Linked DNA regions of Homo sapiens: regions 2 and 3 are each linked to region 1. Evidence: read pairs that join two places in POLR2A ChIA-PET (ENCODE). Cell type or tissue: Caco-2. All regions are shown on one strand.

The links. Peaks named below come from ENCODE experiments on the same cell type or tissue, not always from the same donor. Only the 100,000 strongest peaks of a DNase experiment are listed, where the experiment ranks them.
Region 2: POLR2A ChIA-PET joins it to region 1 with 11 read pairs; 15 of 35 experiments call an interaction of 5 or more read pairs at or near these places.
Region 3: POLR2A ChIA-PET joins it to region 1 with 12 read pairs; 18 of 35 experiments call an interaction of 5 or more read pairs at or near these places.

What each region holds. Positions count from the first base shown.
Region 1 is chr17:50,627,200-50,629,699 of GRCh38, reverse strand. CACNA1G (calcium voltage-gated channel subunit alpha1 G) reads right to left here. Exons shown (of 38, transcript NM_018896.5): 38 at 2,226-2,500. It overlaps LOC101927253 (a long non-coding RNA gene), which reads left to right. Exons shown (of 2, transcript XR_243718.2): 2 at 2,360-2,500. Among named protein-coding and RNA genes, the nearest start is that of ABCC3, 6.4 kb to the left of the region's middle. In Caco-2, CTCF peaks have their summits at 1,219 and 1,418; a DNase peak (open chromatin) is centred at 1,499; H3K4me3 peaks cover 1,055 bases.
Region 2 is chr17:50,718,024-50,720,523 of GRCh38, reverse strand. It overlaps LUC7L3 (LUC7 like 3 pre-mRNA splicing factor), which reads right to left and starts at 921. Exons shown (of 10, transcript NM_016424.5): 1 at 693-921. The coding sequence starts at 791. RefSeq lists silencers at 585-644, 985-1,214 and an enhancer at 815-954. In Caco-2, no CTCF peak of the experiment used is centred here; a DNase peak (open chromatin) is centred at 983; H3K4me3 peaks cover 1,715 bases.
Region 3 is chr17:50,559,119-50,561,618 of GRCh38, reverse strand. It overlaps CACNA1G (calcium voltage-gated channel subunit alpha1 G), which reads right to left and starts at 904. Exons shown (of 38, transcript NM_018896.5): 1 at 1-904. The coding sequence starts at 159. All of the region lies in intron 1 of CACNA1G-AS1 (CACNA1G antisense RNA 1), which reads left to right. RefSeq lists a silencer at 705-1,084 and an enhancer at 1,305-1,354. In Caco-2, no CTCF peak of the experiment used is centred here; DNase peaks (open chromatin) are centred at 998 and 1,548; H3K4me3 peaks cover 1,864 bases.

The sequences.
Region 1 (2,500 bases):
TCTCCACCCCCTACCCCCACCCCTTATGTATCCCAGAGCAGCATCAAATAACCACCCAGACAAGCAGCATGAGGTTAGCAGTTTGATATTATTATTAAGATCCAGCGGCAGCTGCTTTTCCACCTCAAAACCCTTTTAATGAGACACAACAGTTTCCATCATTGATAAAGATTTTACATCATTGGGGGGAGAGGTCACAGTTTTCTCCCCGACTACCCCAAAATACCCGCTTTGACTCTGTTGTTAATATTTCCACATCACTATCCAGAGGCTCCCCTCCAGGCACTGCCCTCTTCCAGAGAAACCCTCCAGGCCACAGAGAGGGCTGCTGGGGAGGGAATAGGGGAACCTTTTTGTTTTCACTGGGCTGGTCCCTGCAGATCTCTACAGAGCAACCCAAAAGCATAGTAAGTTCACCCCAAATTCCTTGGTCCCTACTGGGAAGAGGAGGCCAGGGGAAGAGGAACGCACAAAGAACCAGGCATGCTAAGACTCAACCTAAGCAACTCTCCAGTACTCTAGTGCTGCTGGGCTGGTGGTCGGGAGCGGGGAGAGGGGGTGCTGGAAGAGTGGGGAGGGGTAGGAGTCCAGCTCTCTGGCTTCACCTTGACCCAGAATCTTCTAACCACTAGGAGAATGAAAGATCCCAGAACCCCCTCCCCATACCCTCCAACGTCATTAGGGAATAGACAGCTATAGAATTCTACAAAAATATAAAAGCTTAGTCTGCAGATCCAGGTGACAGAACTCTAGGAATTTTGTACAGCTTTGCTTTTTTTATCTTAAATGGCAGCTCCTACAAGCACTCCCTCTCCCCACCCAAGGAGGCCAGAGGAAAAAGTTTGACATTATTGCACACCCTAAAAGGATAAAACCAGGCTTTGGCTTCAAGGAGCGGTATGAGTTCTGTCCAAAAGAGCAATGAGAAAAGCTCTCACCCAGCTTAGAAAACAATGCTGGACAACGCCTCCAGGTCCACTCGCCCGGCAGCCTGGTGCCCCCAGCTCCCAGTTGACCGGATCAGACGGTTTGTGAGCGAGCGTTGCCACTGAGGTTTCAAAAACCCAATCCAATCCTGGGGTTTGAAGGCCCTGGGGGCGAGGGGAGGGGGCTGTTCAAGGGAGTGGGATTGGGACAGATGTTTGGGAGGTGGCTAGGTGACAGGCTGGCTGGACCCATGGTCACCACCTCTTGGCACCAAGATTTCAGACAAGAGAATATTGTCTGCAGTAGCACCAGACAGGTGGCCTGGGCCACGCCACTCCCCCTCTTCCTGTCTGCCTGCCCCTGGCCACCTTCACACCTCCCTCCTCCACTGGCTCCCGCTAGGCAGGCAGCAGCAGCAGTGCATGTAAACATCTTGAGCGCTCGCTCATCACCGCCCAGGGGGCCAGCTCCCCACTCAGCACCTGGCCTCTGACCCTACCACCTCCACCAGGAGGTTGCCTCTGGACGCCCAGCCCTGGACTCTCATCCTCAGGAAGCACAGCCCACTCCGTTGACACGGTTTAATTCCATTGCGGGCAGGTGGACGAGGTCCCCATCGGACAGTGCCTGTAATGCCAGTCAGCTAAGCCCGCCCCCAAGGCAGGAGGCTGAAGTCCAGACAGCTCAGGTCACGCATCCAGCCAGAAGTGTGGCAAATCCGTGCTGAAGCTTCAGGAAGGAAAACCCAGAAACACTTCCCCCCTCCCCCACCAACCCACAGATCCAGATCTGCAGCCTCTGAGGCAACCTCCCCCAGCCTCAGTCGGCCCCATTAACCAAAACAGCTTCATTATGCCAATTTCCAGCTTTCAATGTGCGGCTGATAGCTGTCAGCAGAAATAAGAGTTAATCTGGAATTACTCCCATTCACTGAGCTGCCTAGCTAGAGGAAGCTGTAAAGCTTTGATAGCAGCAGAAGAGACCCTGCCTCCCCAGCCTGCACCAGGCGGAGGGGCTCCTCCTCTCCTTCACGGCTGGGGAGGGCAGGCTAGAGGTGCAGCCTTCCACAGCAAGGGGTTCAGGTTCTCTCACTCTCAGACACACACACTCTCACACTCATATACACACACGCACTCATATACACAAACACATACACACTCATACACACACAAAGAGGCAGCCCTGAAGCTTCCCTCCCCGCCGCCCACTCCCCATCTCCAGGATCTCTCTCTCATCAATGCCATCTGGACGTGCCTAACTCTCCATCCCTTTTGCTTTTACTCTGGACCGTGATTAGCTTTTTATTTAGGAAAATTACTTTATTTTATATATATATAGATAGATAGATAGATATGTATGTATGTATATATAAAAAGGTTCCATTTCACTTGTAAAATCTCATTTTTTCTTTTTCTTTTTTTTTTCCCTACAGAAAATGATGACGAGGTTAAAGGAAAAAATAAGTTACATTACAGTTTCCAAAATGGTTCTCGCTCTCCGCTGAAGATGGGCCACCGTTGGGGCTGCAATGTGCTCGCGGTCCCAGCTTGTGCTTTGCAAGAAGAGGGAATAT
Region 2 (2,500 bases), 91 kb before region 1:
TTTCCTCAGTTGCCAAGACTTTGGGTGAGCCTTTTTAAGTCTCACCAGTGAAACTGGGGTTATAATATTTACCTTTACTCCCCGGGCTAAGAGCATCAAATGAGTTTTATGTGGAAGAAAAAACCTTGACAGCTGCCTCTATAAGGGACTTCTTAGAATACTGTTAACGAACAATACTTGTAAATCATCACGGTAAACCCTAACAAGTAAACGACTTCTTTTACATTTCTATTTCCCCGTATAAGCGTCATGCTGTAATTACTTAAATAAAATACCGCCACGATTTTTACCATGAATCCTGGTCAGAAATTTTAGTCTAAATACGACGTTCAACCCAAACTATAGAAAAATGTGCCCTTCTCCCTATTTCATAATGAGGTGAAACCTCGGAGCCGCTAGATTTAATAAGACGCTGCTATCCTTCTTTCCCGCGTTTCCCCGCCTCATCAAGGTGCTTTTCAATTATGCCAAGGGCTCTCCCGGACCCCCTTGATACTAGAACAACAAAACCAAATCACCCCCATCCCCGGGTCCGGACAGCATCCTCCCTCCTGGCTCCATGGGCACCGGGTCAGACGCTCGACCCCGGGTGCGGCCCTGGCCACATCGCGCCGCGGCCAGGAGGGCCACAGCCCGCGCCCGCTCCCCTCCCCCACGGAGCCCGGGCTCAGGCCAAGGCCCGCGGGACTTACGCTCTCGTGGTCCCACCGCACGTTGCTGCGCTTCTCGTCCGGGGCTAGGTTTCGGTCCCGGCCCATTAACTCATCCAACAACTGCGCGGCCGAAATCATGGTGCTTCCTTCGGGCGGCTGTTCCCACCAGCCCAGGCACCCGCCAACGAAAACACGGGCGACACCGTCGCCAATCTCCTCGGCCCGCTCTCAGGCCGAAATCCCTCCTACACACAGGAGCCGACAAGACAAAATGGCCGCCGCGCGGACGCCTTCCCAGCATGCCGTGCGCCCGTGGGACACGCCCAGGCCCGGGCGGAGAGGGCGAGCTCGGCTTCCGCCGTCCGGGGGCGGGGCCCGCGGAGGCCGGGTAGGGACTCCGCCCCTGTCTAGAGGCCGCGGGGACGGGTAGCCTCTGCCCGCGCGCCTCCCCAAGCGCCCGGTTTTCCCGAGCTTCTTCACGGTGAGAAATTGGAGCCTAGGTCTTGAAGCCTGGACACCGCTTCAAAATGGAGAAAGTGTCTCCTTTAGTCCACGTGGTGCACATGGTGCCTCATGCAGCGGAGGAAACTGAAGATTACGGCTTCCGACTCCATTTTCCTAGTCGCTGTGCTCACGCCTCTTGCACCTGGCTTTGTCCTCCCGCCCTGAGTCTCCTGATTAACAGGATGGGAAATCGAGGCAAGAAGAGACAAGGCGGCTTCTAAAATACGGGGATTCAGTCCTACACCAAATGTCTCCCAGTGTGGAATTTTTTAAAAAGATATTGATCCAGTAGGCCAGGTGAGGTGGCTCACGCCTGTAATCACAGCACTTTGGGAGGCCGAAGCGGGCGGATCACCTGAGGTCGGGAGTTCGAGATCAGCCTGACCAACATGGAGAAACCCCGTCTCCACTAAAAATACAAAATTAGGTTGGCGTGGTGGCGCATGCCTGTAATCCCAACTACTCAGGGGGCTGAGGCTGGAGAATCGCTTGAACCCGGGAGGCGGAGGTCGCGGTGAGCCGAGATCGCGCCATTGCACTCCAGTCTGGACAACAAGAGCAAAACTCCATCTCAAAAAAAAAAAAAAAAAAAAAAAAAATATATATATATATATATATATATATACACACACACACACACACACACATACACACACACACACACACATATATATAGATAGGTAGATCCATTTATTCAACAAATGGTATGTGCCAGGCACTGTGCTTAAAGCTAAACTCAGAACCTTTCAGACAGTCCATGCTCCCGCAGACCTGTGCATTGGCGAGGGGAGATAATCGCTGAAGAAATAAAGTCACAAATATATCAACGTATGTTGGGATAATGCTTTAGCACAGTTAAGGGTATGGTCTCTAAAGCCAGATTGCCTGGGTTCGTAATCCCAGCTCTGCCGCTCTGTGCCTTTGTTTCCTTTTCTGTAAAATGGGGTTTACAATAGTCCTCCCCCGGCCCCCAGCCACGATGCTATTGTGAAGATTAAATGAGTTTATACAATGTAAGGCACTACACATTGATAACAAGCCCAACACTTTTATTTTTGGGGGGACTGGGTCTGGCCCTGTCACCCAGGCTGGAGTGCAATGGCACGATCTCAGCTCACTGCAGCTTCAACCTCCCGGGCTCAGGCGACCCCCTCGCCTCAACCTCCCCAGTAGCTGGGACTACAGGCGCATGCCACCACGCCCGGCTAAGTTTTTGTATTTTTGGTAGAGACGGGGTTTCGCCAAGTTGCCCAGGCTGGTCTTGAACTCCTGAGCTCAAATAATCCACCCACCTCAGCCTCCCAAAGTGTTGGGATTACAGGCGTGAACCACCGCGCCCGGTC
Region 3 (2,500 bases), 68 kb after region 1:
GTACGGCAGCCCCTCCGCCTCGGAGTCCGCGCTGCCCGGGTCCTTTTCTGCTGACCCCGGCCCCGGCCGGCCCCCGGCCCCCGACAGGTCGTTGAGCCGCATGAAGCTCCGGGGCTGTCCCGACTCCTCGGCGCCCGCTCCATCCTCCTCCTCGTCCATCCTCTGGCCAGCCGGGGCCCCGGGCGATCCGGAGAGGGGCAAGCGGCGCCCCTCAGAGGAGGTGTCCTCACGCAACCCGGGGGCCCCGGCGGGGGCACATCTGGTGGGCTCTAGGGCGCAAGCTGAGCCCCCGGGAGGGCCAGTTCAGCCCAGCTCCCCCTGCCCGCAGGGGCATGCTGCCCGCGGGGCGCCGGGGCGCAGGGAAACCCCGCCCGGCGCGAGTCCCGCTTCCCCTGCGCCCCTGGGGCTTCCCGGGCCAGCCGGCCGGCTCCCCCTCACTTTGTTCCGGCTTCTTCGCTTCGCGCCCAGGCTCCGGTTGCCGGATTCGGCGCTACCTTCGGCGAAGCCGCCCCGAGAGGGCGAACGAAAAGGGGGGCAGCGGCGGAGGGCGGGGGTCCGGGGAGGGGCGCCCCCTCTTCCCGCGGCGCAGCTGGAGCCGGATCTAAGGGGTCAGCATCGTCCCGGCTCCGCGCCAGGCGGCGGGGGAGGGGAGGAGGGATCTCTTTAGGGGTGGGCTTGGAGGGGGTGGGGGCGGCTCCTTCCCCCGCCCCGCCGCGGGCTCACTGTCCGGGAGGGGCGGGGAGACAGTGGGGGGCAGTCCCGGGCGGGAGTGGAGGCGGAGATGCCGCCGCCGCAGCCGCCGCGGTGGCTGCCGCTGCCGTAGCTGTCGCCGGCGCCACAGCCTCCTCCTCCGGCCGAGACGCGGAGCGAGCGAGCGAAAGCGGCGGCGAGGAGCCCCGCGCACACCACAGCTGGATCCCTCACTTCAACTTCAAGCCTCGGCCCCGCCCCCAGACAGCCCCGCAGCCAATCGCCGGACGCCGCCGGCCCCGAGCCGCGCGCCCATTGGCCGTCCGCCGTGGCAGTGCGGGCGGGAGCGCAGGGAGAGAACCACAGCTGGAATCCGATTCCCACCCCAAAACCCAGGACCGCCCCTCTCCCCTCCCCTTGCCCCTGGGTCCGCTCCCGAAGGCTGGAGCCAATCAGACTGCTGCCCAGACCGAACCCACTTTCCTATTGGCCATTGGGGTCTTTGGGACTCCCTTGGAGGGAGCCCGAAGAATCAGAGTATTCGGCGCGGGGTCCTGGCGTAGGGCCGCAGGCCCCAGGCATCCTTTGTCCACGACCCCTGATTTGGGCAGCAGCCGGAGGACGGAGCTCAGCTCTGGGCGGGCCTGGGGAAGAAAGGAGACAGGCGGCACGGGGGTGAGGGTTGTCACCAGGGGGTCCCAGAGCGAAATCCCAGGTCTCCACCTGGTTAATCTCCCACCCTGGAGTTGAGCTTGGCTGCGGGACTGGGGGAGGGAAGGAGCGGAGCTGGATGTCCTGGGGGTGGGGCTTCAGGCTGGAGGGGCCCAGTCTTGGAGAAACGGGCGGAGCTCGAGAAAGGCTAGGGTAGGCATGGTCTGGGCGTGGCCTCCACAAATCTCTTGGGCTTATTGGTCATACTCCCGAGTCAATTCTGAGACTTCGACCCTGACCTCGTAACCCTAACCCGCTGGACCTGACCTCACATTGACGCTCCTGGGCTTCATCCCTTTGCCCCTAGGGACCTTTTGAAGGGCGTGGACTCCACGCAGGGGCTTCGTGCTTGAACACGTGGCCCCAGGCAGGTCGCGCTGGACCGCAGAGCCCGGATCCCCAGGAGGGGCTGCGGAGCAGAGCGAGGACCCCTAAGAAGGAACCTGTGGGGGTCTCGAGTGTGTGGGAGGGGGCGGAAGCACAGAGCTGGGCTTTATCGACTCGACCTTCAAAGTCCCCACCACCGCCACCCCCCAACTTCGTGCCTCAGTTTCTCTTAAGTCCCTATGTGGCTTAGGGAAAGAGTGTCCGCGGAACTGGAACTTCGCGGGTCTGCCGCCTTCACTCACTCACCTTAACCCTACCGGCAGCGGGCCCTCGTGGGTTTGTGCTTTCCACGCGTGCACACGCACGCGCAGACCCCGGCCCTTGCCCCGCCTACCTCCCCGAGTTCTGGGGCTCAGTCGGCTCTAGCTCTCTCCTGCCGCCGGCGCCACTCCAGAAAGCTGTGGGTACCCGGGAGCGGAGCGCCGCGGGTGTGCTGGGCGCCGGTGGAGGGGGGAACAGCGAGGATTAGACGCCGGGAAGCACTTCCCCAACATCTGCGAGAGGTAGACACGGCGGAACCTAGTGGGTCAGTCAGTTCCCTCTCCGGAGATTTTGGGGCGCTTGCGCCACTGCGGAGAGGCGGCGGGATGGGTCGGATGACCTCCATCACCACCCCTCACTTTGCTGAGGCCATCACCCCTGGGCGTTGTTCACTCTCCTAAGGCTGCACCACCCACGCAGCCCCCGCGCACCTCCCGCCACCGCAGAGGGT